Linked DNA regions of Mus musculus: region 2 is linked to region 1. A link is a loop called in an ENCODE intact Hi-C map of the cell type or tissue named here. Cell type or tissue: heart. All regions are shown on one strand. Each heading gives the region's core, and the rest is flanking DNA. Links, peaks and the distances in the headings are about the cores only. Region 1 holds the start of Fscn1 (fascin actin-bundling protein 1). Region 2 overlaps Rnf216 (ring finger protein 216).

The links. Peaks named below come from ENCODE experiments on the same cell type or tissue, not always from the same donor. Only the 100,000 strongest peaks of a DNase experiment are listed, where the experiment ranks them.
Region 2: a loop joins it to region 1, with 5 times the contacts of the local background. A loop is called at or near these places in 3 of 42 quality-filtered maps.

Annotation. Positions count from the first base shown.
Region 1 is chr5:142,955,384-142,971,057 of GRCm38, reverse strand. It overlaps Fscn1 (fascin actin-bundling protein 1), which reads right to left and starts at 10,703. Exons shown (of 5, transcript NM_007984.2): 1 at 9,778-10,703; 2 at 997-1,153; 3 at 770-891; 4 at 373-540. The coding sequence starts at 10,609. In heart, for the core only: a CTCF peak has its summit at 10,707; DNase peaks (open chromatin) are centred at 7,487, 8,017, 8,897, 10,697 and 1 weaker place; H3K4me3 peaks cover 5,439 bases; H3K27ac peaks cover 5,528 bases; H3K27me3 peaks cover 49 bases.
Region 2 is chr5:143,010,826-143,026,499 of GRCm38, reverse strand. It overlaps Rnf216 (ring finger protein 216), which reads left to right. Exons shown (of 17, transcript NM_080561.4): 15 at 10,654-10,876. Among named protein-coding and RNA genes, the nearest start is that of Gm43380, 20 kb to the left of the region's middle. In heart, for the core only: no CTCF peak of the experiment used is centred there; a DNase peak (open chromatin) is centred at 8,849; H3K27ac peaks cover 1,476 bases.

The DNA.
Region 1 (15,674 bases), core at 3,947-11,946:
AAGGCGTGTGCCGCCGCCGCCGCCACCACCACCACCAGGCTCCACCTTCTTTTTCCCTTTTCTTTCTTTCTTTTTGAGATGATTCTTGGGGTTGGGGATTTAACTCAGCAGTAGAATGCTTGCCTAATAAGCTCAAAGCCCTGGGTTCTGTCCTCAACACCAAAAAAAAAAAAAGATAATTCTCCTGTCTCCGATTCCCAGATTGGAGCCACGACCACTCTCCCTAGCTGCTTCCCACCTTCGCTGTCTGCCCAGGTTGGGCCAGGAAAGTTCTAAGACAAGGGGGGAGGGGCTACCCCAGGCGGTCATAGGACACCCGTTCCCTAATGTCGGCTTTGAATGGCCAGGTGCATCCTCACCCAGTGAACCCACCTTTGATGTTGTAGGCGCCGTCATTGAATTCCAACTGGAAGACATCGTAACTGGAACGGTTGGCATCCAGAGTGCCCGTGACCTTGCGGCAGCCAATGAACCCGTGTTCCCCCCGGAACACGATGATGGGGCGGTTAATCAGCTTCATGAGGAAGAGTTCCGAGTCCCCTGCCACAGGGAAAGGGAGCCAGTGAGCTTCACAGCAACAAAGATGGGCCAGTCAGGGAATGGCTCAGCAGAGAGGGATACCAAGAAGCTAAGGGTCACAGGCTGCTGGCCTGAGGGTACACCAGCTTACAGGGATTCCCTGAACACACAGAGAGGTCCAGGTGGGACTGATGGTTGACCACGGGGTACTAGGGAAACAGGCTTAGGGTACGTGCCCCCAAGTGACTACCTGCTGTCTCCACCGAGGCGGCCAGCTGGCCATTTTTCTTGGCGGTCACAAACTTGCCGTTGGAGGCTCTCAGAGTGATCCGGCGGTCACACCACTCGATGTCAAAGTAGCAGCTGGCGTTCCTGGGGAAGAGAAGAGGGGCTGGCAACGTGGGGGCATCGAGCAGGCTGCCCAGTCCTGGGGGAAGAGCCAGGCCAGGTGATGAAGGGGTGTAGGGTGTCACTCACTTGGTGGACGCAGTGGATTGCACACCTCCGGTCGCCGTCAGTGTCCAGTACTTGCCCGTGTGGGTGCGAAAGGCACACTTTCTTGTGTCGCGGTCGATCTCCAGCTGGAAGGTCTCCTGATCGGTCTCTTCATCCTGATTGGCTGACAGGTCCATTCCTGCAGAGAGAGACCAGAGCCGGTCAGGCCACTGTGTGACCCTTGTCTCACTCAGATTCCAGGATCCACAGGGCTTCCTGAAGTGTGGCTTAAACTCCTCAGTGATAATCCTAAGCAGTGGGCGGGACCAGGCTACCAAATCAGCAGCCAAGGCTAGCCAGGAACGATCTCACCACTCAGGAAACAAACGGGAGACTAACTGTGAGTTCTGGGACCCCAGGCTACCGAGTGAGTAAGACTCTGTCTCAACAGGAGGGGAGGGAGCATTGAAGGATGGCTTGACCATAGAGTATTAAATTCAGATCGCTAGGAATGGTGTAAGAGCCAGGCGCGGTGGCATGAGCCGATAATCCTGTCACAGGGAAGCCAAGACAGATGGAGGCCTGGAGCTCAGGGACCAGCCAGCTTAGCTGAATCCCTGAATCCGGGCCACTGAGCGATTCTTGTCTCCAAGCAGAGAGTGGACATTCAGGAGGCAGAGGCAGATGGATCTCTGTTGTGAGTCCAAGACCAGCGTGGTCTACATAATAAGTTCTAGGACAGCCAGGGCTATATAGGGAGACTCTTATTTCTTTTCCTTTCTTTCTCTCTTTTTGTTTTTTTTTTTTTTGAGACAGAATTTCCCTGTGTAGCCCAGGCTGTCCTAGAACTCAGAGATCGACCTATCTCTGCTTTAATGCTGGAATGAAAAGCGTGTGTTACCACAGCCCAGGCTAGACTCCATCCCTGCCCCCATACATCCCCCAAAAGTATGGAGGATGACCAAAGACGGCACATATGATATGAATCTCTGACATCCATATTAGGGGTATACACATAAACAATCAAAATAGGATACTCCAGGCATGACCACAAGTTCAAGACCAGTCTGGGATACATAAGACATTAATCCCAGCACTCGGGAGGCAGAGGCAGGTGGATTTCTGAGTTCGAGGCCAGCCTGGTCTACAGAGTGAGTTCCAGGACAGCCAGGGCTACACAGAGAAACCCTGTCTCGAAAAAAACTTAAAAAAAAAAAAATCTGGGGATTTAGTTCAGTGGCAGGCGGGTTTCTTTAAACTCTAGTGCCCAAAATGGCAAGGAGAAAGGGGAGCAGGGGAGGAAGGAAGCCATCAAACTTCAAACGAACCACCCACAAAGATGTTCTAAGGCCTAGCAGAACTCTCCCGTGGGCCTGGATTGGGTCTTAAAGATCGGTTCCAGTTAGGCAACGCTGCCGTTATGTAAGGAATGGCCTGGTTTTGTAGCTACAGATGGAGGCGTTTCTGGGTAAGAAGCACCAGTGTGGGGAATTTGCTTTAAATACAACCAAAACCATTGAATAAACACACAGATGGCGCTGGTTCTGCGGAATGTCACATGGCGGGGTGCTGGTAAAAGGGGGCTCGCTACTCGCTTCCTGTAGTGGGTATGTGTGAAAGTAAAAGAATAGAGTAGGAGCCAGGCACATCGACCCACGCCTGTCATCCCACCACTCAGGAGGCCGACCTTAGCCTCCATGATGAGTGGGGCCCGATCTCAAAAATAATAAAATAAAATAGGGCCGTGGCTATAACTCACTTGACATGCAGAGTCCATCCCAGAACTGTGTAAAAGGGCGTGGCAGAGTGAGCCTGCAGTCTCCGCACTTGGATACCAGGGTCAGGAAGATCATAACTCGCAGGCCAGCCTGAGCTACATGAGACTCCACTCCATGCAGACAGACAGACAGACAGACAGACACACAAAGGGCTACAGGCCAGCGAGATGGCTCGTGGGGTAAAAGCAGCTGCTGCCAAACCTACCCACCTGCGTTCGATCCCTAGGTAGAATAGGGCAGGAGAACTGATTCCAAACTGGCACCACTGGGTGTGGGCACCACCCTCCACAGACAAAAATAAAAACAAAAGCAATAGGCTTTTTTTTTTTTTTAAAGAGAAGGTGGGCGTGGTGCTTCATGACTGTCTCTAGCACTCAGGAGGCAGAGGCAGGTGAATCTCATTTGAGTATGGGTGAGTTTGAGGTCACCTTAGTTTACATAATGAGTTCTAGGCCAGTCAGAGCTATATATAAAATAAAATAAAAATAAAATAAAGAGGGGGTCGAAAATATAGCTCAGTGTAAATTGTTTGCCCAGCATGGTGGAAGGCCCTGGAGTCTACCCCTAGTAACACACACACACACACACACACACACACACACACACACACACGCACAGACCACATGTTCCTTTAGAAAACTCCTCCTTTATCCCTGCCCCCACCAGCCACAAACCCTGAATGCTGTCTGAACCTTCTGGCATTTCCCTGCCAGTGGTGGTCCAGTCCAAACAGTGGCTCTCCCTCCTTTCCCTCTCGCTTCTCATTTATTTTCTTTAATTTTTAGAAAGATACGTCTTGTATTGTATGTATCGTGTGTGAACGTCTTGCCTGTGTGTATGAATATGCGCACATGTGCCTGGTGCCCTAAGAGGTCAGGTCGCCTGGAACTGTCATGAGCCACCCTGTGAGAACTAGGTGAATACAAGAACAAGTGGTCCAGAGTGGACAGTGCTGGAGCACACCTTTAACCCAGCATTGGAAGGCAAAGGCAGGCTGATCTCTGAGTTCAAGGCTAGCCTGACCTATAGGTGAGTTCCAGGGTAGCCAGGGCTGCTACACAGATACAAGACAAGACAAGAAGAGAAAAGATAGAGAAAGAGAGAGAGAGAGAGAGAGAGAGAGAGAGAGAGAGAGAGAAAGAAAGAAAGAAAGAAAGAAAGAAAGAAAGAAAGAAAGAAGAAAAGACACCAAAAAGCCAAAACAAACAAAAAACTGTCTGAGCCATGTCTCCATCACCCCCCTCCCTTTTCATTTTTCTTTTCTTTTTTTAAAGATTTATTTATTTTACGTATGTGACTACACTGTCATTCTCCTCAGACACCCCAGAAGAGGGTATTGAATCCCATTACAGATGGTTGTGACCACCAACTGGTTGCTGGGAATTGAACTCAGGACCTCTAGAAGAGTAGCCAGTGCTCTTAACCTCTGAGCTATCTCTCCAGTCTGCTTGTCTTGTTTTGAGAAGGTCTCACAGTGTATCTGGAGCTACCTTTGAAATCAGAGATCCACCTGCCTCTGCCTCAGGAGTTGGAATTACAGGTTTGTTGCATGGCTTTCTAACTTCTTGCTACATAGTAACACTACATGGTTTCCATGTCACATGACCTCACTGAGCCCCAATAAGGTGCCGCTCCCAAGGCTTTGACTCCACCTAGGAGTGGGATCTTGGGTCCTAACAAGATAAACTCATTGTTTCAAGGATCTGGGATTCTAACAATGTCCTCAGCTTGGAAGCAGTGTACACTGCCAGTCTCACAGTTGTCTTCAGGCGTCCTTAGGCAGCAGAACGTGGTATGGGATGGTAGATGCCACCTTCAGCCTTGCCCCTAGGAACTCATCCTTAGTTGACACTACACCCAAGAGTATGCCAGCCAATGCCACCCTGACCCAACCGAGTCTCTATCTGTGTTGTCAATGCCAAAGGCTCTTACCTCTACCTCACAAAGCAGAAGATGGAGCTCAGAGGTGGCTGGCCTTGGCCCAAGGTCACCCTGCAAGACCAAGGGGTCCCTTGACTTCAGGAGTGGGGATGGACAGATGCCTCCCCTTCTAGACATATGGATCAGCAGACATGGCTTCCATGATAGGTCCCCAAGGACCCTGGCCCAGTGCCTCCACAGGATCTACCACTGAAGCACAGAGGAGAGTAGGAGGGCCATCCCAGGCTAGACAGCCACCCCAAGGCCACAGCTCTGGGCTGTAGTCTGTTCAACCTTCTCAGGCAGAAATGGCTCTCCTGCCCCTGGCCCACACTAGGGATGGCTAAATATTAAGAGAACAATTGGCTACACATATACAGGGTGTCACCCACTGTCCCCTCAGCCTACCTGTAATTGACCTGCCACGTGCAGGGACAGCTGAGTTAGCACAGCATACTGGGCAGAAAAGAGCCACACCCAATGCTAGCGAGCCTAAGTGACCCCACCTGATCTAACCGTGCCCACTGCGGGGAATGGAACAGTCAGGGAAAGCCAGAACTGGGACCAGTCAGTCCCAATCTCTCTCTCTCTCTCTCTCTCTCTCCCTCTCTCCCTCTCTCTCTCTCTCTCTCTCTCTCTCTCTCTCTCTCTCTCACACACACACACACACACACACACACACACACACACACACACACTGATAAAGGTAATTAGATTTAAAATGTATTTTTTTTTAAAAAGAAAGAAAAACTGGCTTTGGGGGCGTGGCTCAGTGGTAGAGCCCCTGCCTAGAACCCCCCAGTGAGGGGCTAGGGGCGTGGCTCAGTGGTAGAGCCCCTGCCTAGAACCCCCCAGTGAGGGGCTAGGGGCGTGGCTCAGTGGTAGAGCCCCTGCCTAGAATCCCCCAGTGAGGAGCTGGAGGTGTGGCTCAGTGGTAGAACCCCTGCCTAGAATCCCCCAGTGAGGGGCTGGGGTGTGGCTCAGTGGTAGAGCATGTGTCCTGCACAAAGCCTCAGGTTGTTGGGGTTTTTTGTTTTTTTTTTTTGGTTTTAGAGACAGGGTTTCTCTGTGTAGCCCTGGCTGGCTTCGAACTCAGAAATCCGCCTGCCTCTGCCTCCCAAATGCTGGGATTAAAGGCGTGCACCACCACCGCCCAGGCCTCAGGTTTTATCCCCACATTCCCACAAATAAAAACCCCACTAAGAGATGGTGGCACACGCCTTTAATCCCAGCACTTGAGGCCAGCCTGGTCTACATAGTTCCAGAACAGCCAGGACTACACAGAGAAACCCTGCCTGAAAGAAAGAAAAGAAAAGAAAAGAAAAGAAAAGAAAAGAAAAGAAAAGAAAAGAAAAGAAAAGAAAAGAAAAGAAAAGCCACTCCCAGCCACTCCGGCAACCATCAAGTGGAGGCCAGAAGCCTGTGGTGACCTATGCCTGTCATCGCCGCACCCTGGAGACTGAGGCAGGAGGATGGAGAGTTGGAAGCCAGATGGGCTACAAGACAAAAACTACAACTAAAGTGGGTGGACTAAAGGAGTCGGAGTTTCCCAGCATGCTAGCTTCCCTCACACAAAGGAGAGGCCCTGGCCCAAGATGTCATGCGCACTGAGTTCAAGACAGCACAGTGCTGTGGACATACACCAACCTTCAACCTCCCAGTACCTCTGAAAAATGAGACGTCCAGACAGAGAACAAAAAGGGCCTCACCATGTGGGTCTCATCTCCAGGTACTGGAACAAAGGGGCCTGTGCAACCACTTTTTAATAAAGAGGCCACCAAGGCACCAAAGGTGGACTCCAGGCACCCTTCGGGGAATGTCTTCTCCGCTCTCTGCCTCAGTTTCCCTCCCTTGCCAAAAAGAATCGCCTCTCAATTCTGTTGGGACCGTGAAAGGACGTGAGGGCCTGTTGCCAAGGAGATGGTGGGCCCTCCCACCTCAGCCGGAAAGGGAAGTTAGCCCCCTTCCAGAATGGGCCCTCTAAGGCTCAGCCAGGGGGAAAGGCCCCACTTGGCCTTGGAATCATATTGGAGCTGCGTTGCTATGGTAACAGGTTTTCTGTGGGATTTTTTTTTTTTTTCAGCAGCAGCAGCACAGAAAACCTGAGTCACTGGCTCCTAGGAGCCCACGGAGGGGGCGTGGCTGTCTTCCAGCTTCCTAGGCGTCTCTGCGGTGACTCAGAGGGTCCTCTAACCCGCAACCCCCTTCCTGGGCTTAGCTGTTTGCCAGACTCCCTAGCGTTGTTGTTCGAAATAAGCAATCCTCACAACCCAGAAGGCGGCTTAGTTTAGAACCCTCCAGGACTTCACCGCCCAAAGTCGTACAGTGCTCAAAACTAAGCCATTCCTCGACCCAAGAGGGAAGCCGTCAAAAGGATACCCTACAAAGCCCAGCCTCACCTGTCACTCATTCTTAGCCAGCCGCCCTAGAAATGATGGGGACAAAATTCTTTGAAAGCATTAGAACCCAACAAGTAAGCCAGGGTGGGCAGTGTGGGGAGACATAGCACGGGGTCTCCTTGAGCCAGCAGGGGCTTGGGAGGGTCATGAGAAGCAAGGAGGAAAAGACCCTACCCACTACCCCCCATCCTACTCTCATAGGATCTCCACCTCCCAGGAAGATCCTGGCTCAATGTACCTCTGTGCTTTCAGATGGGGAAACTGAGGCCAGGAAGCCGGAAGCAGCAAATCTGCATGGAAGATTCACAACCCCAGACCAGATTGAGCCTTCCCTCTCCCTACTCCTGGCTAGCAGTTCAACACGTGTTTCCCCGAAGCCCAGCCCCGCCTCCCTGCCACGCAAGCCTGCCCAAAATGGCCTCCCCGGCACACCCACCCAACAGCTCACCCTCAAAAAGCCGGGGGAGGAGTTGGCTGACTTGGGAATGAGACTTGGACCCAGACATAGGAGGGCAGAAGAGGTCTGACTGTGTGTGACCCCAAGTTCCCATCAGATTCTCACCCCTTCAATTCCCGCCCCCTCCTGCCGCATCAGTGTGAATCATGCACAATCATGGCACCCTCAGAAAAGGGTACCTGTCCAGGCTCGCAAAACACACCCTCTAGCTCCTTTCAGGCCCCAAGGGCCCAAGTCACCTGTGCCTTGCCTAACCTTCCCCAGGGCACAAGCCTCGGCCACAGCTCTGTAAGCAGAGAGCTGGTCTCTCTAGGCTCTGGAGTACTCGTCATCTGCAGGATTCCCTCCAATCCCAGCCTTCCTCCTAGCTATGCAGGGCTTCTCTATTTGCAACTCCCTGCCTCCGGGCCTTTGCTGAGGCCCCTGCCTGCAAAACCAGTCCATAAACTTGGTGCATGCTCATTTCTATTCACTCTCCTGGGGCAGCTCCTGGGTCCTCAGAAGGGACCCCAGATCTTTATAATCTACTACCCCGATCCTGTACCCCCAATCTTCTGCTTTACATACCAGTCACATTCCCAAGAGACGTTTACCGCAGCTCGTATCTCAATGTTTGCTAAACAGGTGGGAACTCTGACCCCCTCGCCCAGCACTGTGAAACAAGAGAGGCCATGGTTCATTGGTGTGTGTGTGTGTGTGTGTGTGTGTGTGTGTGTGTGTGTATAATGAGAGAACATTCTGGCATCAAGTACACCCAGTTCAGCATGGTGCTGACTTACTGTGTAACAGTAAGCAAATGGTCGCACTTTTCTGAGCGTTATTCAGCCAAACTCAAGCAGGCCCCACCCAAGGCTTTGCCCTCTGCATTGGGGGAGGGGGGTCTTCCTCCCCACAGACTGGCTCCCATCCAGCTATCTCCAAAGCCTGGGGTTCAGTTTCCCAACCAAGGAAGCGAGATCTCACAAGCCCCTACCAGCAGGCAGCAAAGACCCTTTGAAGAGTCGGGGGTACGCCAGAAAGGAGGCGCCTACTTGTACCATGCCCATGCCGGTCGGAAATGGCCTGCCAGCCTGCTGGAGGCCCTGGATGGGGACAAATAGAGCTGCAAACGGTTGTTCCCAGCCAGAGAGGCCTTGGGGACCGGTTCACTCGAGAGTAGAGGCTTTTGGAGGGACACTCCGCCGAGTGCCGGACCGCAAGGCGTGCATAGGAGGGCAGGGAGGGCGCCTGGCGCGCAGCCACCCGCGCCACGCCGCCTGCCAGCCGGGGTGCGAAGGAAGAGCCAGGCGGCTTCACTCCGCGCCTTCTCAATGAACCCTGGACCAGGGACAACGCCTGGAGGGTTGGGGGTGGCTCTTCCGCAGAGGGACCCGCCTAAGCCGATCCCCTCCCCCAGCTCCGCCGCATCTGGTTTTCCCATCTGCAGAGCCTTAGCAGGACAAAGGGGACGAGGGAGGGCCCAGCCGTGGCGACCCGCCCCCCTGCTCACAAAGGCCGCGGCCCGGAGCGCCAGGCCTTAGCGAGGGGAGATGGAGTGGGGGAGGGGAAGCCCCTACGGACAACCCCACCACCACCAAGAGTCGCAGGGCCGACCCCGCCCAGCACACCCCGCCGGGATCAAAAGCCCCTCCAACCTCCTCTATCTCGCCATTTAAGGCGGGGAGGGCAGGGGTGACTGTCCCCTGGCCCTCCAGCCAAAGGCCCGCGAAACGGGAGAGGACGCACGAGGAAATGAACAAGGGGGGGTGTAGGGGGAACCCTTCCTCTCCAAGACCTGGGACAGCCTATCCTAAAGAATCGGCTCATGAATGGGGATGGCTCAGACTGGGAAGGAAGAGGAAACGGAGAAGATCTAAGCTAGGTCTATGGAGTCCCACGCCCCCAGCCGGGGGGGGGGGGGGTGGTGGTGGACAGTATTGCTTTAGAATGTGTTAGGCCTTACCCACTTCCCCACGTCACCTTCTCCCAGCAGAAGAAGCCTACGTCCTGAACAGAGGGGTGGTACATGCCTTTATTCCCAGCACAAGAGACAGGAAGGAAGATTTCTGCGAGTTCGGGGCCAGCCCAGTCTACATAGCGAGTTCCAGGATAGCCAAGGCTATCTGGTGAGATCAGATCTTTCAAAATAGAAGCCCACCTCCTCATGGCGGAGCCCAGAGGCCTGTGAGCCTAAAGGGAGCCCAGGAGGAAATAGGGAAATAGAAGGAGTGCAGAGATGCTTTTGTGCACTGGGTCAGGACCCAAGGGAGGGGACATGTCCCCAACTCACCCTGGCGCGTGGACACGTTCCTCTCGTTGGCCGCCTGCAGCACCACCTGAGCGCAGCTCTGTTCCAGGGCGAAGAGCTCATCTTTGCCCACCTTGGTGGCCTTGCCAGCCTTGAGGGTGCCGCTGGGCCCGGACGGAGCCAGGTAGCGACCTTCGCAGTCGCGAAAGGCCACCTTGCCGGAGCGGAACTCCAGCGTGAAGCCCGTGGCGGGCTCCGGCCGTGCCACAAGGCGCCCGTCGTGGCGCAGGAAGCGGTGGTCGGACGTCTGCACACTGTAGCGTTGGTCCTGGAAGGCCAAGGTGATGAGCGAGTCGACGCCCCAAGGCACGTCGCGGTCTACCGCGATCTCGTCGGCCGGCCGCGCGCTCAGATGCGCGTAGCGCTTGCGGGTAACGCTGTAGATGTTAACCTGCGGGTGCATGGCGATGTGCACGCTCCACTTCTCGGCCGGCGACACGCTCTGCGCGAAGCAGGACAGGCGGTCCTCGGTGCCGCCAAAGTAGCGCCGGTGAGCCTCGGACTGCAGCGACCAGCGGCCGTCGTCGTGCGCCACGACGAGAAAGCGGCAGTCGCCGTCGGGCACCTCGCGCTCGCAGGTCACGTTGCCGTCCTTGTCGGCGGCCAGGTAGCGACCCAGGTGGCTGCGCAGACACACGGCCGCGCTGCCCGCCTCATCGGGAGGTTGCTCCAGCGTCCAGATCTGCTTCTTTTTCAAGCTACTAGCGGATGCGTTCACCTTGAACCCGAACGCCTCGGCTGTCAGGTACTTGTTGCCGCAGCTGATGAGCCCGAACTGAATCTGCACAGCCTCTGCCGTGCCGTTGGCGGTCATGGTGGCGGAGGGCGGCCCGGTGGCCCCGGGAGCTTGGATAGCTGTGCCCGACCTCCTTTGTTCAACACGGCTTAGCCCGCTGCAGTTCTCCACAAAGCCAGCCCGGCGGCGCCCAGGGTTTTATAGGAGGATGACGTCACCGTGGCCACGCCCCTACCCGGGCCTGCCGGGGAGGGGGCTCTGCAGCGCGCGCCCGGTCCCCTGCGCTTCCCCGGAGTGTTTTTCTGGGGTTTAAGACCGGGTTTCACTCTGTAACTCAGACTAGGCTTGAAGTATCTGTGTGGCTCAGGCTGGACTCGAACTCATAGCAGTCCTTCTGCCTCTGGCCCGTTCGTGTTTGCTAGTCCATTTAACTGTTCCTCCACAGTCGTGCTCTGCAGTAGTTGGCTGATCTCCAACTTTCTCCTGCTCTCTGAGGCCATCCTGAAACACCCCTACCCCCAAACCCAGTCGATGGGAAGGACCAGGTTTAAGATAATGATCCCTTCAGGATGGAGGGAGGGTCCAGGGTGTACCAGGAAGTAGCCTTAGAGCCGGTCCTTGAAGAAGCCAGAGACGCCAGAAGGGTCTGGGGTAGAAAGGAGGTTAATTTCTAGAGAGGCGCATGCAGAGCCCTACCTGCCCCGCCCGCCTCAGGGTTTTTCAAGGCCTTGTAGCCTGGGCCTCCTGAGCAGAAACCGAGATTTCTATTCCCGGGTCAGCATAGAGTACAGCCACCTTGCTGACTCTAAATAAATTGTGGTAACTGTGGCCCAAGTCAGTGGCCCACAAAAGTCCCTACTGTGGTGATGCTCAAGCCCCGGGGTGCTGGTCTACCAGGAAGCAGGGTAGGTAAGGCAGGAATAGTGGTCTCTGTTTATGAAGACATCAGAAAAGCAGGTCAGCTCCCTAGAATGGCACAGCCCCAATGTACCTCCTAACTGCAGCCCCTCAGGGTTCCAGACCAGAGGGACATTCCCACAAACACCACCTCCCACCTCCCACCACACACCACCCCACGTAAGAACACTTCCCTTTGAGTTTCTGGAGGACTGAGACTTCTCCTGGGACATTCCCCACATGCCAGGCAGGCCCCTGGAATGCTGGCCCTACCCCAGGCTGCCCACAAGATCTGGGCCCCTGGCCCTTCCCAGCCACAGGCTGGGCAGGGTACTGAAACTGACCAGTCTTCACGGTGATCTGTGTCCAAACGCATCTCTGTCCCAGGCAAACCCCTCCAGCGACCATCAAAGGGGAAGGGGAGATGGCATGGCTTTCCCATCATCAAAGGTCAGTCCTGACAAGTCCCTAGAATCCTTGCTGGGACATCTAGTTCCTCCCTTAGAGGTCACAGGAAAGGTCACCAAGTTCGCGGCCGATAGCCAGCCATCCTCTCCTGCTGTGGGACTTTGCACAGGTTACTCTCACTCTCTGAGCTCTCCTTCCTCTGTAATAAAGACACATATTCCTGGGTACAGTGAGTCACACTTGTAATTCCAGAACTTGAGAAGCAGGGACAGGAGGATTGCTTTGAGTTTAAGACCAGCCTTGAGGGAGCAGGTCAGAAGACTGGAAGCAGTAACAGCCAAAACCCGATACTGAGGGTGCCCTCTCTGCCATCCGGTACTCTGTTCAAACCTGTTTAACCCAGAGCATCGCATCGTGGGCAGAATCGGACAAGTTGGCCTCATTACACACCAGGCTGTTAAGGTTAAGTCAATGCTGCTATGTGTCAGGGCTCCGTGAACGCTCTGTATTGATTAGTCACTGAACTTCACGTCAGGGCATGGGCGTGCTGGCCATCCGAGAGCTTTAGGCTTAAGCTATGGGGGATGCCTGGGTGTGGTAAGGCAAACGCCAGCACACCAGAGGTAAAGGCCGGAGAACCGACAACACAAGGTCATCCTAGGCCTCTGAGATGACCTTGAATGCCAGGCCAGCCTAAGCTATATGAAACCTTGCCTCAAAAACCCAAAGCTGGGAGCTCGGAGGGTAAAGGCACGCTCCCGGGCTGAGGGGCTGAATTTAGTCTCTAGACCATCATGATGGAAGGCAAAACCAACTCCCTTAAGTTGTCCACTGACCCTTCCCATACTGCCCCCTCTCACTTCATGTACACACACACACACACACACACGTAAATGCAAAAGAAAGGCCAGTTGTGCAAGCATGACCTCACCTATAAAGCCAGGCCTGTGGTGCACATCGAAAAGCCCACCCTGAGCGGTCGGCTCAGTCAAATCACTGAACTCAGCTTCAGTACGAGGGACTCAAATCTAAGGTGGGGCTCAGCAGTGAGCGAGCTCCTCTCAAGCACCCTAGTTCAGTTCTCAGCACCCGTGGGGGCTCACAACCACCTCTAACTCCAGTTCCCAGAGATCCAACAGTCTCTCCTGGCCTCCTCAAATCCCTGCACCCACAAATCTTTTTAGAATTTTAAACTGGGTGGTAGTGGTGCACACCTTTAATCCCAGTACTCTGAAGGCAAAGGCAGGTCTATCTCTGAGTTTGATGCCGGCCTGGTCTACAGAGCAAATTCCAAGATAACTGGACCTACATAGTGAGACCCTGTGTTAACAACGGAGGAGCTAGTCAACGAGATGTCTCAAGCAAGCGAAAGCGCTGGATCCAGGTCTTAGACCCACACAGAGGGAGAGAAGTGACAGCCACAAGTTGTTCTCTGACCTCCACACATGTGCTGTGGTGTACAGTGCCCACAGCCGCTCACACACAGACAATAAAACTAAGGTGGAGAGCTCTGGAGAAAGTTACCCATCACTAACCTCTGGCCTATACATACATGCTCACATGTATACACACACACACACACACTCATGCACATACATATACACACATGCTCACACACATGCACATAGTACACACACACACACACAAGCAAACACACGTGCACACATACACACATTGAAAGACAGTTGTGGAAGGAAACCACAGAAAGGCTCTTTGGGTTTTCCCTTAAGATGAGTTTGGGTCCAGCACTCAGAACAGAGGCTTAAATGTTGGGGGACTTCCATCTGGCTCTGGGTGAGATCATCTGTGGAGAATTGAGGTTCATCTCAGCAGAACCGAAGCCTTCATTGTTCTCATTTCATGTGCAGTCCTTGGGAACAGATAATACACCCACAGCCACACAGTTCAAATACAAAGGATGAAGCAGCCTTCACCCTCCCGCCTCCACCAGCAGCTAGAGATCTTCCAGGTGTTCTTTAAATGGAGACAAGCAAACATGGATACACATTCAACCTCACTGATGGTTTTGTTTGTTTTGTGATGTTTTCAATGAAAGTCATGGCCTTGAACATCTTAGGTGAGCAGTCTGTTACTGAGCCACACCCCAGCCCGTCAATGGGGGATTCTAGGCAGGGGCTCTACCACTGAGCCACGTCCCAGCCCCTCCCTGGGGGATTCTAGGCAGGGGCTCTACCACTGAGCCACGCCCCCAGCCCCTCACTGGGGGATTCTAGGCACTGAGTCACACCCCAGCCCCTCACTGAGGGAATCTAGACAAGCACTCTCCAGCTGAGTTACCACCTCATGTTTTGCTGTTTTGCTCTTGGTTTTATGAGAAAGGCTCACATAAGCCAAAGCTGCATAGGAACTCCTGATTTCCTCTTTCAGCCTTCCAAGTGCTGGGATTATAGGCAAGCACCACCTCCCCCAGCTATGTAGTTAGTTGTTTTGTCTTGCCTTCTCCTCCTCCTCTTCCTCCTCTACCTTTTTTCTTTTTTTTTTTTTTAAGATTTATTTATTTACTATATGTAAGTACACTGTAGCTGTCTCCAGACACTCCAGAAGAGAGCGTCAGATCTCATTATAGATGGTTGTGAGCCACCATGTGGTTGCTGGGATTTGAACTCGGGACCTTCGGAAGAGCAGTCAGTGCTCTTAACCACTGAGCCATCTCTCCAGCCCCTACCTTTTTTTCTTGAGGGAAAGTTTTGCTATGTAATCCTGGCTGGACTTGAACTCAGAGACTAAAGGCGCGTGCCACCAAGCCTGGCCACACCTGTTTTTCCCCTTGGGTTCCAGGTCTTGGGCTTCGGCTGTAAGTGCTTACTGTCCCACCTTCCCTCCCTATGTCTTGGTGCCCATTCTTCTCTTCCTTAGAAACAGTAGCTCCCTCATTCCTTTCCAAAACAGCATGATATTCGGATCCATAGAGTCATACAGTTAGCGCACTCGAACCCGACTTGCCCATCAGTGAGCCTTTCAATCACCAACCTCAATGCTTTTCAATTTTCTATGCTTAGATCTGTACCAAATACACACACACACACACACACACACACACAGAGGCGTGTATGCACGTATACAGAATGCCTCTGCCTCTGGTGACAGGAAGGTCCCTCCATGCTCTGCTCTGAGCAAACATGGGGGATATAAGCATTTGCTCTAGATGGGGTGAAGGCTTGGGGTGAGACCTCTCTGGTAAGCTCCTGAGAAAGGAAAGGAGGTGCCGTTATGGACTGGAATTCTGCAGTTGGCTGAGTCTGGTAACCATTGAGCTTCGGTTGGGAGTGGGCTGTTATCATTGTCGCTGCTGTGTCTCTGCCCCTGTTGTAGGCACACTTAATAAAGAGCCGCACAGAGCTCCAGCCTGCTCTGTGTCACACCTTCCCCAAGTGTCCCCTGAGTCCTCGGAGGGATGAGCTACACCTGTACACATCACGAGGTCTCCTCTTCGGCCCTGCCCCAGGTCCCTGTGGGGAAAGATGGGGACATGGACACTGTGTCCCTGGATCCCCTGGGGACCCAAGTGCCACCTGATCCCTGCTGAGATGAGGGTGCAGCACAAAACAGAACAGTTAGCGGAGGTCAGGCCTGAGTCGCTCCTGGCTGGATGCCTTGCCTGGCGCTTGCACCAGACAGGAAATAAGGCCACAGGATAGGCTGCCCTGCTCCCCAACTTAGTTCCCTGAAGGAGGACTCCTGGAGTGTCCCCAGAATCTCCATGATCTCCATGCAGAACAGGGACTTCCAAAGGAACCAGTAGTGACTCCCTGGGCTACACAGTTCACCCACCCATCCCCCATATCCCAAGATTTTTTTTTTACTTTTTTTTTTTTTT
Region 2 (15,674 bases), core at 4,410-12,409, 55 kb before region 1:
GCTTGGAAGAGGGCACATGCTTGCTTTTGGGAAGGCTTTCTTGCTATAGACCTGGCCTCCAGACTACCAGAGCTTTATAGCGATGACATATGCCACAGTCCCATATCAGTGCATTCTAGATCACCTGCCGCTTCTATTCATCAGGTCAGATCACTTGAGTCACAGACTAGTATATTGTCTTGGTGGGTGACAGATAAGATCCTTGTCAGCTGCTATTCTCTACCATTGGACAAAAGAATAAAAGCATTTTCCAGATCAGTAGCTGTGTGCCAGTTTCCAGGAGCTGTTTATTGGCTACAGTAAGAATAGCATCTGGAACAGCAGCTGCAGTTATTCAATATCTGATGAGGCTTCAGCAGTGTACCTGGCACACTGCTCTCTTCAGCCCATTCTTCTACAGGCCACGTAAAAATAGCCTGTGAGAGCCAACATTCTAGGCCTTGAAGTCAGTGGTAACTGCAGTTTCTGAGATGCCATAGGAGTTGGGTACTGTTTTTAAGTAGCTTTAATTTGCCTTCCTCAATTGTCCCAGGGGATCCTGCCTGTAGCAAAAAATAAGAATGCTTATTGTGTACACAGGGATGTGATATGAAGCAGTGCTCTGTCTGGGTACCCTGCAGGAAACTATTCTGAGCTGTGTATGGTGGCACAGGCCTGGAATCCCAGCACTCAGGAGCCTGAGGTATTAAGAGTACTGTAAGTTTGATACTGACCCTGTTTCAGAAGTATCTCGCACACACACGCACACTTGCACGCACACGCACACCTCTCAAAAAAAGAAAACCACTGTGTGGAAGGCTAGGAATATAGCTCCACTACAGAACATACACCTGAGTCACATGAGGCTTTGGGTATAGTTACGTGTTCATGTGCTAGAAGCTTTGCTTCTGATGTGATGGGACCTTTAAGAAGTAGGGTCTACCAAAAGGAAATTAGGTCATACAGGGTGAGGGCACTACCTTTGGACAAGGATGTAGTTCTCACAAAACCAAGGTGGTCCCATCAGGCTTTCTTAGCAACAACAAAAAAGAATAAACTTCCACTGAGGCTAGGATATGTGGCACAGTGGTAGAGTACTTACCTAACGTATGCAGGGAAAAGCAGGACTGCCTAGAGTTCAGAACTAGCCTTGGCTGCAAGTGAGAAGACAGTCTAAATAAGCTGAAAAAAAAGTTACAAAACAGCCCTCTGCATCATGGTGCATACCTGATGCAGATGATATCCCAGCCATCGGGAGACAGAGGCAAAGAGAATGATGAGTTCACGGCCAGGCCTGCGTAGACCTCTCAGCCAAAGAGGAGGGGTGGCCATGTGCTCGCTTCCACCTGCTTCCTGCTGCTGTGAACACCAACCTCACGGTCCTCACAGTCAAGCAGATGTCATTGCTATGTTCTTGAACTTTTAGAACTGTGAGCAAAATAAACCTCTTTTCCTTTGTTACAGCAGTGGGGATCAGAGTAAAGTGCACCTTAACTTTGTAATGATGAAAGCTGTGATAGCTTTTTCTAAAAAATGTTTTTATGTGTACAGATAGCTTGCTTCTGTGTGTCAATATATGTACACCTGTGCATGCCTGATACCCAGGAAAGTCAGAAGAGGGCTTGGGACCTCGTAGAGCTGGAGTTATTGATAGTTGCGAGTCACGGTGTTGGTGCTGGGACTCAAACCCAGTGTCCTGCAATAACAAGTGCTCCTAACCACTGAGCCATTTCTCCAGCCCCAGCTGCTTTTTTAAAAATTCACCTTTCTCTATCTTTTTTTTTTTTTTTTTTTTTTTTTTAAAGATTTATTTATTTATTATATGTAAGTACACTGTAGCTGTCTTCAGACGCACCAGAAGAGGGCATCAGATCTCATTACGGGTGGTTGTGAGCCACCATGTGGTTGCTGGGATTTGAACTTCGGACCTTCGGAAGAGCAGTCGGGTGCTCTTACCAACTGAGCCATCTCACCAGCCCCCCACCTTTCTCTATCTTAGGAAAATATTTAAGCATCCAAGTGATGGTTCAGTTCAGTGATTGCATAGAAGTGTGAGGCTTGAGTGGGATACTCAGCAACACACACAAATTTCAGGTGTCCACAGCAAAAACACTAGTTAATAAGCCCCAGCAGTTATTTTGCCATACTTTGTTGTTCTTGTTTAAAGCCCTTTATATTTTCAAGCAAATCTGTCCTTGGCATCATTTGTTTCAGGCAAAAGTACTTAGCTCTTACTTAGCATTTGCCACTGTCATTAACAAAATTTGGCAGTGAGTCTGCAGTGTCTGTTGCCAGATCCACAGTCCCCCAGTTGTCAGAAGAACCCCAATCAGATCAGGTCCATAGAAGGTCTGCTTTTCACATGAGCTCCCCGCACAACCCAGCTGACCCCAGACCTACAAGTCCTCCCATCTATCTCTGCCTCCCAAGTGCTGGCTCAGCTTATCATCTTGTGCCTTCTGATAAAGACAGCTTGCAGAATACTTTCTGACACTCACTTCTACTGCCTGCCTAGCTTAGAGCAGGGTCTGAAGGTGTCGCTGTCAGGGGACTTCAGTGATATTTCTTTCACAAAGGAGCTGAGGTGCTTAGTGTCTGGCCCACAATCAGTTGCTCCTAAACTAGTGTGAGGCCCTGATGCCTTAGAGTTCATGACTACACAGCAAGTAGTTTTAACAGAAATAGGCTAAAAGAGAGCCATGCATGGTGGCCTACTTGCAGAATACTGTCCTTAGCGAGGCATGGTAGTGTAAGCCCAGCATGTATTCTGAATGCAGTTCCAGCATTCAGAAGGTAAAGGCAACAGGATGAGAAGTTGTTTGGTGAGCACTGTTAGTCTCAGCATCTGGGCAGCAGAAGCCAGAGGATCTCAGTGAGTTCTAGAACAGATAGTCTGCAAAGTAAGATTCAGTTAGGACTACTTAGAGAGACTGTGTCTCAACAAGAATCAATGAGTTGTCATGTGAACAGCTACTCGCCCTAGAAAGTACCATCTTGGGAACAAATGAATTTATTGGGCATGCTTATAGAGGATGGATAAATCCCAAAACAGCCATCCCACCAAAAGTCTCACCTTAGAAGCTATTTCTTGTACCTGCATAGATGAAGTCCAACCCTTCAGTTAGAGCCATCTTACACACACACACACACACACACACACACACACATATATACACACATGCACACAAGCAGCAGACTAGCCTCAAATTCACAGAAGGCATGTGCCACCACATCTCTTACACCTCTAAGACTTTGCAACTATTTCACATAGAGACTAGAAGAAAGTGGAGGAAGGAGTGGCTGGAATCTCAGGTTAGCATCCTTTGTGGGTGTTCACAGCCACTCAGATGGAAATAGTGAAGGTTATTCTGTTGTTATGCTCAAAGGACAGCATTCTTTGTGGGGTGGGAGGTGAGACAATTGTCTCTCTGTGCTGCCCTGACTTTCCTGGAACTCTATGTACACTCACCTGCCTCTGCCTCCCTGGTGCTGGGCTTATACCACCATGCCTCGCTAAGGACAGTATTCTATAACAGAACTTCAACTCTTCCATATTATATTTAGTGAGTGGAAGACCAGCATGGACAGGAAAGATTCTTCTCTGAAAAAAAAAAGAAAAGGAAAAAAAAAAAGAAAACCACTGCAGCTCTTTGCCCCATCTACTGCGAGGATGCAGACCGTTCTCAGCAATGAGACTGTCGACATTCCAGAAAATGTCGACATCACTCTGAAGGGGCGCACAGTTATTGTGAAGGGCCTCAGGAGGACTCTGTGGAGGGACTTCAATCACATCAATGTAGAACTGAGTCTTCTTAGAAAGAAAGAGAAAAGGCTCCCGGTTAACAAATGGTGGGGTAGGGCTGGTGAGATGGCTCAGTGGGTAAGAGCACCCGACTGCTCTTCCAAAAGGTCCAAAGTTCAAATCCCAGCAACCACATGGTGGCTCACAACCACCCGTAATGAGATCTGATGCCCTCTTCTGGAGTGTCTGAAGACAGCTACAGTGTACTTACATATAATAAATAAATAAATCTTTAAAAAAAAAATACATCTATTAAAAAAAAAAAAAAAAAAAAACAAATGGTGGGGTAACAGAAAGGAACTGGCCACTGTCAGAACCATCTGCCGTCATGTTCAGAACATGATCAAGGTGTCACACTGGGCTTCTGTTACAAGATGAGGTCTGTGTATGCTCACTTCCCATTCAACATCATTATTCAGGAAAAGGTCTTTGGTTGAAACCCAAAATTTCTTGGGTGAGAAATTCATCCATCCATAGTGTTCGGATGAGGACAGGTGTTGTTTGTTCTGTCTCTCAAGCCCAGAAGGATGAATTAATCCTCAAAGGAAATGACATTGAACTTGTTTCTGATCCAGCAAGCCACAGCAGTTAAAAACAAGGATCTCAAAGTTTTTGGACAGCATCTGTGTGTGTGAGAAGGGGACTGTGCGGCAGGCCAACGAGTGAGGCCTTGGTTTCCTAGTTCCAGAAACAAGATCCTGATCACAAGTACAATTTGGGCTCTTTGGGGAGAATAAAAGACTTATATATTGAAAAAAAGAAAAAAGAAAAAAGAAAACCACTAGAATATTCCAGGGTCATGTTATAGAGCCTTAACAAAGGTAATGACACTGAAGAGGGAAGGGGTGGATTTAGTGTTAGTAGTGGTGGTGGGTTTTGGTTTTGTTGTTGTTATTGTTGTTGTTTGTGGTGGTGGTGTTTTGTGAGGGGTTGGTTTGGGTTTTTTTTAGATAGGGTCTCTACATAGTCCTGGCTGTCCTAGAACTCACTCACTGCATAAAACAGGCTGGCCTTGAATTCAAAGAGATCTGCCTGCCTCTGCCCCATGTGTGCTGAGATTGAAGGTGTGTGCCATCATGCCCAGCAGGTTTGGGAAATTTGTAAAGAGAAAAATTGGCAGGACTCGGATGGGTGGGAATGTGAAGTAGGTGGAGTCAGTAATGATCTGGGTTCCAGCTCGGGTCCTGACTAACGAAATCAAGATGGGGAGTTAATGGAGTAAATGAGGGTCTCCTGAGCGAGCGAGCACAGGGGTTCGGTCTCAGCACTCACCAATCAATCAACCAACTACATACTTAAAGGAAAATGGTGGTGAATTAAGTTGAAAAAGTACACCCTTTCCACTAAAGCAACTATTAGCCTGGCAGAAGCTGCCAGGTATAAACCTTGGGGCTGAACAGCTTCCCTGTGGATTTTGTTGAGGATTTTTAAGACATAGACTAGTTACAGCAGCCTGAGACGAAAAAGGCTATGTGAATGACCAGGGACCAGGGTGCCACACTTCAGACAAATCCTACAAGATTGTAAGCTTCTAGTTGTGGCTTTGTGAATGACAGGTAAAAGGCCAGCAAGAATTGAGTAGCCTTAGCATCGTAGGCGTGCAGAAATAGAGCCATCCACAGGGATCGGGACAGCAGGTCTACCCACTGCCTGCCTTTCTGGTTTTTTTCTTTTTTCTATGCTTTTGGCTCTAGATCTTAAAAATATCTCTCAGTTCCAGCCCTGAGCTTTACAAAACCTCAGCAACTGCCAGGCCTCCAAGAAGCAGTCTTCTGTTTGCAGTTTCTACTGACAGTATTAAACATACTCAATATTCAACACTAATTTGCAAGGCATTTAAAGAAAGTAAGGAGAATGGGCTGGCAAGATGGCTCAGCAGGTAAGAGCACTGACTGCTCTTCAGAAGGTCCTGAGTTCAATTCCCAGCAACCACATGGTGGCTCACAACCACCCATAATGAGATCTGACGCCCTCTTCTGGTGTGTCTGAAGTCAACTACAGTGTACTTATATATAATAATTAATAAATCTTAAGAAAAAAAAGAAAAGAAAAAGAAATTAGGAAAATGTAGCCTATTCACAGGAGGAAAAGCAGTGGACTGATTGATTATACAAATACGTAAAATTCAACAAGCAATGGTGGCACACGCCTTTAATCCAAGCACTCTGGAGGCAGAGGCACGTAGATCTCTTAAGTTTGAGGACAGCCTAGTCTACAAGTGAGTTCCAGGACAGCCCAGGTTACACATAGAAACCCTGTATCAAAAAAAAAAACAAAAAAAAGCAAATGAGGTAGTGATGAGCAGTCAACTGGAGTGCTCGTTGCCTGAAAAATGAAGATCTATTGTCTTTGTCAGAGTAAAAGAAACCATGGACAGAAGAAACCAGTTCCACAGTGACTAACCAAGTGAAGAGTGTCATCAAGACACCAGTGAAAACGACAAAGGACTTTGAGCTTCAGTAAAGAACTATGAAAATGTGATAACAGATTTGCACAGGCTAGCAGTGTAGCTCAATTGGTAAAGGGTCTGCTTTGTGTGCAGTGTCCTGACTGCACTTCCCAGCACTGCGGAAAACTGGCTACAGAGGTGCACACCTGTAATCCTAGCACTTGGGATGTCAGAGCAGAAGGATCTAGAGTTCAAGGTCATCTTCAGCTAAATAGCACATTTGATGTCTACATTAGACATTGTCTCAAAAAAACAAAAAAGAAAGAAGCTCGAGATGACTCATGGGTAACAAACACTGGCTGTTCTTTCAGATGACCCAGGTTTGAATCAAACCCATGTGGCAGCTCACAGCTGTCTCCAACTCAGGTTCTGGGGAGGAGAGGATCCAGTGCTGCCTTCTGGCCTTTGAGGGCACTGTGTGCACAAGTGGTACACTTAATATACATGAAGACAAAACACTTAGTACACATAGAATGAATAAATTGAGAAAAGTGATGAATCAGACTTACCTGACATTATCCAGTTGGGAAGATGGGAAGAAAAGAATAAAGAAAAGCAATGTATGAACCCTAAGGGACCTATGACCCATTATCTGGTATATTCCTATTCAGAGGGTATAAAAGGGGCCAGAGAATATTTGAATAAAGAATGGCTGAAAACTTTTCAGATTTAGGGACATGAACCAGTACTTTTTAAGTCTGAAACAAGACACATGAGAGTCAAACTGCTAAAAGCCAAGAAAAAGTAGAGAAGTGCTTTGGGTTTGTGGCGGCAGGTATTCCTTTGTTAGCGGATTCTCAATTCTAGAAATTTAACCTAGGGCCTTACACATGCTTGACAAATGTTCTCCCACAGAGCTGGTCTCAGCCCAAATAGACAGAGATCATGAAACCAGCAAGATCATTTCAGTACATACTTCTTTAAGAAAATGAGTCAGGAGTGGTGGCAAAGTGACTGTTAGGGTGACTACACCAGAATGATTGGGGGGGGGGGGGGGATGGGTGAGTTATGTGTTGTATGTGTGTAGATGCCTCTTCATTTGTCTCTCTCCATCTTTTTATAATTGAAAAATATCTTTATTTGGATGAGATCAGTGCCTCAGCATTTAAGAGCACACTGCTCTTTGTCCCATTGCTGGGATGAATCCCCAGGACCAACGTGACTTGGGCAGGAAAGGGTTTATTTGGTTTACACTTCCAGATCCATCATCAAAGGGAGTCAGGAAAAGCACCTGGAGGCAGCATCTGCTGTGACGGCCATGGAGGGGCGTTGCTTACTGGTTTGTTCCTCATGGCTTGCTTTCTTACTGAACTCAAGACCACCAGCCTAGGAATGGCAGCACCCACAATGAGCTGGGTGCTCCTGCATAGATGGATAATTAAGAAATGCCCTACAGCTGGCTCTTATACAGACAATTTCTCAGTTCAGGTCCCTTCCTCTCAGCTAAGTCTAGTTTGTGTCTCGTTGACATAAAATGACCGAGTATTCTTCCCTAGCAGCTGCGTGCTGGGTCACTCTTTACCTCCCATTACTTGAGTCTGTGGAGATCAGACTAAACTCCATGGGCACCAGGCATGCACATGGTGCACACACATATACAAGCAGAACACTCATATACTTAAGATTAAATAAGGCATTTTTTTTTTAATTATGTGTTGGGCATGGTAGATACATCTTTATACCAGCTTTAGGAGGCAGGGGCAAATGGATTTCTGTGATTTGGAAATCAGCCCAGCTTACATACAAAATTCAAGGCCAGCCAAAACTATACAATGAGACCCTGTCCCTGGTTTTTTGAGACAGGGTTTCTCTGTATAGCTCTGGCTCTACTGGAACTTGCTCGGTAGACCAGGCTGGCCTAGAGCGCAGAAATTCGCCTGTCTCTGCTTCAAGTACTGAGATTAAAGGCCTGATGAGACCCTGTCTCTTAAATGAAAAAAAAAATGTATACAGACACATGGCTTATGAAAAATCAAAGAGCAACTATGAGTAATCACTTCTCTGCCTCTACCATCTGGGTCCCAGGGACACAGGTCCTCAGGGTTGGTCACAATCGTCCCACATTCTAAGCCTTTTTTTTTTTTTTTTTTTTTTTGAGGCATGGTTTCTCATTGAGCCTAGAACTCAGCTAATTCAGCAGGACTTGTTGACCAGCAGACCCCAGGGATGGTCCTGTCTTTACCTCTCCAGTACTGGACTAACAGACATGCACAGCTACACTTGGCTTTTTTATGGGTGCTGGGAATCTCAGTTCAAGTTCTCATGCTTGTATGTGTCAAGCACTTTACCAACTAAACGATCTCCTCCAACCCTACCGTAGTTCTTAAATTTTGTTTGTTTGTTTGTTTGTGTGTTTGTTTTTCTTTTTTAAGAATTCTTTATAATGCCAGCACTCAAGAGAAAGAGGTGGTCTCTATAAATTTGAAATCAGGCTTGTCTACATAGGGAGTTCCAGACCAGCCAGTACTGCAGAGTATGTTTTTGGTTGGGAAGAGAAGGTGTGGAGAGTGGAGAGAGAAGGAAGCCCCCAAGATTACTTCCCGTTGTCTTTGGGGAGTAAAGCACGAGTAGTGACAGACTGGTGGGGTGTCAGCTGGCTGCACAGAGGATGTCCATGAGTCTTCCTGTTGAACATGAGATCAGCAGACAGAGACAGCCTCGGCTTAGGCTTCTCTTCCTGTCCTGCTTCTGGAAGCACATCCTGTGAGGCTCTTTCCTGTATAGTTCACGCTAACAACAAAAAGCAGCTGTGGCTTCTCTGTTCCATACAGCCGCAGTCCTTTCTTATATAGGCCCATTCTGGCCTTTTCTGTTTTGTTTTTGTTGTGGTGGTGGTGGTGGTGGAGGTTTTTCAGGACAGGGTTTCTTTGTATGGTCCTGGCTATCCTACAATTCAATCTGTAGACCAGGCTGGCCTTGAACTCCCAAGTGCTGGGGTTAAGGGTGTGTGCCGCCACCACCCAGCAGCTCCTTGCATCTTAAGAAGCAACATTAAGAAGTGTCTTCATGAGCCGGGCGTGGTGGTACATGCCTTTAATCCCAGCACTCAGGAGGCAGAGGCAGGCGGATTTCTGAGTTCGAGGACAGCCTGGTCTACAGAGTGAGTTCCAGGACAGCCAGAGCTATAGAGCTATACGGGAAACCCTGTCTCAAAAAACCAAAAAAAAAAAAAGAAGTGTCTTCACAGTTGCTCAGTAACTAAACTCATTGTGCTACTCCCAGCCGGCAGTAGTAATAGAGTCTAGTCTCCTGGACACACTGGGTCCCAGTTCAGGAGGCAGACACAGATGGATCTCTCTGATTTCAAGGTCAGCCTAGTCAAGTGGTGAGCTCCAGGCCAGCCTAGGCTTTGTGACACCCTGATTCAAAAGATTAATTAGTTAAACTTGGTCTCCTATTAAACAAAACTTAGAAATCATTTGTTCTTCTGTAACTTGAACTGGGTGTAGATTGTTTCCAAGCTAAAGTTCTGCTTTTCTTCATTTCAGGTCACTAGCAGATTGGACCTCAATAAGTAGCAGCCAGTGTTATATTGCATTTTACTGTTCTTGGTACATAGTTTGGTGTCTAAGTGACAAACTGCTGCAGTGTGAGTAGCTGCAGTGCACACAGTGAAAGCATTTGCTGCCTAGATTGCACTCACCTTTACATCGCAGCACATCCTGCTGGACACCCTCTCTGCTTCACTTTGTAGCTGGCCACCCACCCTTTATCTCAATAGCAAATTTGTTTTGATCCTGCCTCCCTTCCCTCTGTCTTCAAGGCCCTCAGTGTAACAGAGAAAGGTGAAGGGTGTCGGTTTGTAGTTGGGAGCAGCAATACAAAATACCAACACAGTAAGAAGTATCCTGGCAGTAGTGGGCCCTCCTTATCAGTTGAAATGCTTCTAGAAACAGTCTCGCTATTGGGGGACTGTAGGAGTGTGAGCTTGGACGTGTGCTCCTTCAACAGAGGGATTGCCTACTCCCAGACCAAGTATTCAGAGATCCAGTGTATATAGACTTGGCTCCCACTTCTTAAATCACTAGCTTTGCACAGACCAGGTTTGGTTTAGGAAGGAGCCGAGTTTCTTCTCCCTCTTGACAGCCTGCAGGAGTCCTAGAATGAAAAAATGCCACACATCATGTCAGATGGCCTTATATCTTATCTGAATTCCAAAACTACATGAGAATATTATGCCCTCAATTTGAAAGTGAGGAAACTGAGTCTCCAGGCAGTTGGGAAATTTATCCAAGGTAGTACAGTTGATAAACTTGGAGCCGAGTTCTCAGACTCCAAAACATGGGCCCTTTCCACTGTCTGAATGTCTCGGAAAGGCTCAGGCCGTCCTTACATACGGGAAATAGTAAACCTTAGTGGCCATGATCATTTATTGGCCCCACCTTCCCTGCCAACTCCAATTGCTTTTTTCTTTTCTTCTCAGTGAAGAAAAAATGACTGCTGCTCGGATTAGAAAATGTCACAAGTGTGGAACTGGCCTCATCAAGTCTGAAGGCTGCAACCGCATGTCTTGCCGCTGTGGTGCCCAGATGTGCTACCTCTGTCGAGTTTCTATCAATGGCTATGACCATTTCTGCCAGCATCCTCGCTCTCCAGGAGCCCCTTGCCAAGAATGTTCCAGGTGCTCCCTGTGGACCGACCCCACTGTGAGTAGATGCGTGTCAGTCCATTTCCATATATGAGAAAAGAGCAATACATTCCTGTAATGAAAAGTACTTTGTATTTACGTGACAGGTTCAGACTCATAGAAACATACAAACCAATAGCCACAGGGAAAACGGAGAATATCAGAAAACACTCACCTTGAAATACACTGAGTGTGGTGGACATGCCTTGTAGCCATTATCAGGAGGCTGGGGTAGGAGAATCACTAAGCAAGAGAGGGTGACCCCATCTCAAAAAAAGAAAAAAGTCTTGTGGACAAATCACTTCAGTCACTTAGGGGATAAACATTTTCTCTGCCATCTGGAGTGTTATACAGGACAAGGGAGAGTTATAGACAACACACTGCTGCCACCAAAACCCAACAGCTTTCACTGCACAGAGTGCTACAGAGTTCTGGGGAGCCTACAGACAAACACGACTGCATGCCTCTAATCTCAGCACTCAGAGGATGAGACAGGAGGGTTACAAGTTTAAGGCCAACCTGGGCTAGGTAGGGGGACCCTATCCCAACAATCTTTTCAAGGAAAGAAAAGCCAAATAAACATGTTGTAATTCTAGGATACAGTATATTGTAGAAAGGCAAGGGTAGTTTAATATTAGCAGCCTTCTTAATGTAATTCACCATACTGATGCAGTTAGATGTTAACAGACTGAAGGGACTCAAAACCTTCACTCTTGATTTAAACTTTGAAAAATACCATTATTAGAGCACATGCCTAGCATGCAAGAGACCCTGCATTAAATCTCCCAAACCACAAAAGAATACTAAAAAGCCGGGTGGCAGAAGTAGCACACACCTTTTTGGTTTTTCGAGACAGGGTTTCTCTGTGTAGCCCTGGCTGTCCTGGAACTCACTCTATAGACCAGGCTGTCCTCGAACTCAGAAATCTGCCTGCCTCTGCCTCCCGAGTACTGGGATTAAAGGCGTGCACCACCACGCCCAGTTTAGCACACACCTTTAATCTCAATTCTTAGGAAGCAGAGGCAGGTAGGTGGCTCTCTTAAGTTCAAAACCAGCCTGGTCTACAAAGCAAGTTTCAGGACAGCCAGGAACTTGAGAAAACCAACTATACAGAGAAACCCTGTCTAATAAAATAACAGCAACAACAACAATAGGGTGCTAGAGAGATGGCTCAGCAGTGAGCGTGTGCTGCTCTTGCAGAGTGCCTGTTCAGTTTCCAGCACCCACATGGTTGCTTATAGCCGTCCCTGGCTCCAGTCAGGGGATCCCATGCATCCTTCTGACTTTTGTGGGCATCAGGAACACACACAGTTTACAGATACAAATGCAGGCAAAACAATCATACACAAAATCATTTTTAAAACTTTTAATAATGCCAGGCATGCAAATCCCAGTACTCAGGGAGGCAATGCAGGCAGATGTGTATGACTTCAAGGCCAGCCTGGTATACAAAGCAAGTTCTAGGTCAGCCAAGGGTGCTATACAGAGAAACCTGGTCCAGGGGAGAGGGGTTGGGGGCTGGGAAGGAGAGATTTACTAGTGTTGGTCAGCATCTATACTCCCATCAAAGAAGAAGTCAAAGGAAATCAGAAGTTGAAGGCCATCTTCAATTACACACAGGTTCCAGGACCTCTTAGGCTGTATGAGACCAACTCTGTATCACAGGGAGACTGGAGAGGTGGCACTGCAGGTAGGATCACTGGTTACTCTTCAGAGGACTTGTGGTCCATGCCCAGCACCCAGTGTTGGCTCACTACCTCCTGGAACTCCAGCTCTAGAGGTTTCTATACCATCTGTGGCCTTGGAGGACACGCCACACCTATGGTACACAAACATACATGTAGACAAAACAAGCAAACACATAAAGTAAGGAAATCTTTTTTAAAATAAAATGATCCTGTCTATAAAGAAAAAAGAAAGATGCCAGGCGTGGTGGCGCAAGCCTTTAATCCCAGCACTCGGGAGACAGAGGCAGGCGGATTTCTGAGTTCGAGGTCAGCCTGGTCTACAGAGTGAGTTCCAGGACAGCCAGGGCTACACAGAGAAACCCTGTCTCGAAAAACCAAAAAAAAGAAAAAAGAAAGAAAAAACCAGGTAGCAGCTACAGCAGTTATAATCCTAGCACTTAGGAGGCTGAGGTAAGAGTCTGGGCTATATAAGAGCCTATCTCAAAACAACAAAGCAAAGCATGTTGTATTACTGAAGTGATGACACAGTTATTCATCAGCTTCTCAAGAGCTAGGATTATAGATGTGAGCCATTTCTTCATTCTCTCTTTTGGTTTTTGAGACAGGGTTTCTCTTTGTAATTCTTGCTGTCCTGGAACTCACTCTGTAGACCAGGCTGGCCTCGAACTCAGAAATCCGCCTGCCTCTGCCTCCCGAGTGCTGGGATTAAAGACATGTGCCACCACGCTCGGCTCATTCTCTCTTTTTATTATTATCTTTATTTTATGGTTTCCTGCATAGATGTATGTACACTTCTGTGCTTGGTGTCTGTCTGCCAAGGCCAGAAGAACGTGTTAGATCCCCTGCAACTGGAGTGCCACATCCTTGTGAGCCACCATGTCAGTACGAGGGGCTGAATCCCAATCATGTACCAGAGTAAAAGGCACTCTTAACCACGGAGGCATGTCTGCAGGCTCCATTGCTTCGTTTTAAACTAGGAAATGGAGGCAAAACCAATCTGTTGAGCAGAAATGCCCTAATATAGTATGAAACAGTGCTTCGTGATTTTAGTAGTTTCAGACTAGTCAGAGTGACCCAGTAGTGTAGCGAAAGCTACAGGGGCATAGAAGAGGTACAGGACCACCAGATTTAGCCTTTGGGGGCCCAGAGACAGGGCCGGAGTGGCTCCGAGGTTCTGAACTGTGGCAAGTCTGAGTGCCACTGGAGCACTGCATAGTGTGACAGATCACGTTGTCTACTATTAGGGTGGGAGGTTTACAGCTCGTACGGAATGCCTGTCCAGACTGTAAGAAGCACCTCTGGGAAACCAATGGGTAACTTTAAATATCCTGCTTAGAAGCAGAATAAGAAAAATAACAGACAGAACCAACTCCCCAGGTTATCCACTAACCTTCACACATGCCCTGGGGCACACACATACAAATAAGTGAATAGATTTTTTTTTAAAGGAAATGTAAATTATCTTTGGCAGAAGACTATATACAAGAGAAATGAAAAACTGAAAGAGAGCCAATGAGATAGTTAATGGGGAAAGATTGTGCTGCACAAAATTCAGTCCCTAGAACCTACCAAAAGGTGGAGGGGGGAAAACTGACCTGCACACCACACATACACACACAGATAATAATCACAAACTAAAATAGGGAAATTCTTACAGCTTAGGCAATTCACCAACATGTTCTTCTCTAGAGTAAAATGACTTAGTCAATCAATAAATGTTGTAATATTAAAAAATTATTAGCCGGACAGTTGGTAGCTCATGCCTTTAATTCCAGCACTTGGGAAGAAGAGGCAGGCAGATCTCTGTGAGTTTTAAGCCATCCTGATCCACACAGTGAGTTCCAGGACTGTAACTCAAAGAAGCCCTGTCTCAGAGAAGGGAGAAAAGGGGAATTAGAGAGATAGCTCAGTATCTAAGAGCACTGGCTTCTCTTCTGGAGGACCCAGCACCCGCACGATGACTTACAGCCATCTATAACTCAGTCCCAGAGAGGCCACATGTGATGCCCATACATACATGTAGTCAAAACAGCCATATGCCATAAATGCTAAAAGTTTTTTTAAAAGAATTATCAACATTGGAGCTGGAGAAATGGCTCAGCAATTAAGAGCATTTGATGCTCTTGCAGAAGGTCACAACCATCTGTAACTCCAGTTCCAGGGAATCTATCTGCCTTCCTCCTTTGGACTCCCTAGGCACCAGGAGCTAGTGTAGTACACAGACATATATGCAAGCCACACATATATGTAAGTATTTTAAGCTCTAAGTAACAGCAAGCCTAAAAATAGTGTGAAATGGTCTAGTGAGATGGCTTGGTGGGTAAAGGAACCCTGCTGCTGAGCCTGATAACCTGAGTTTGATCCAGGAGCCGTGTGGTAGAAGAAGAAAAACAGCTCCATCAAGCTGGCCTCTGACTTCCACGCGTGTCATGCACACAGTGAAAAATAGCAGTAATAACAATAATAAAATACAAATAACAAAGGTTGGTTATGACTTTAGCTACTCTCAGCTAATCTCCCCTTGCTCTGGGAGACAAATGTTTTGCTAGTGAGTTAACTCTGTTTACTTCCATGGGGAGAGATAGGTAAGAAAGCAGAGTTACAGGAAGCAGAAAAACTTGTGCAAAGCTGCCAGCTGTGCACACTGAATTCACATAACCTTCGTGGGGACAGCTTTGTACAGAGGAGGTTGTTGTTGAGATGGTTTCTCGCTGTGCTACCTGTGTGGCCTAGAGCTTAACTTGCAATCATCTTGCTTAAGCATGTTCCCGGCCGGCCGAGCAGACGTTTGGATTTCAGATGATAAGCAGCTCATCAGTGCTGGAGGGCTACAGAGCTGCTGTGTGCTACTTGTTCAAAGATGGTGCATTTAGAACCACAGTTTTTAAATGCTCCGAAACAAGATGTATGCCATATTTTATATATGCTCAGATTAGAATAAGACCCCCAAGATGCAGTATGTATGTCAGTTTTCTCCAAATATGGAAAATAATGTGAAAGGATGATGTGTAGAAGAAGAGTTATGGATAGCCGGGACCACAGACCATTGCCACAAGGCCAGGACTGAGGATTGCCAGCATGGCGTGGTAAGGGTGTGGCCCGTTAGTTAACAGGGGCTGCTTTCAACTG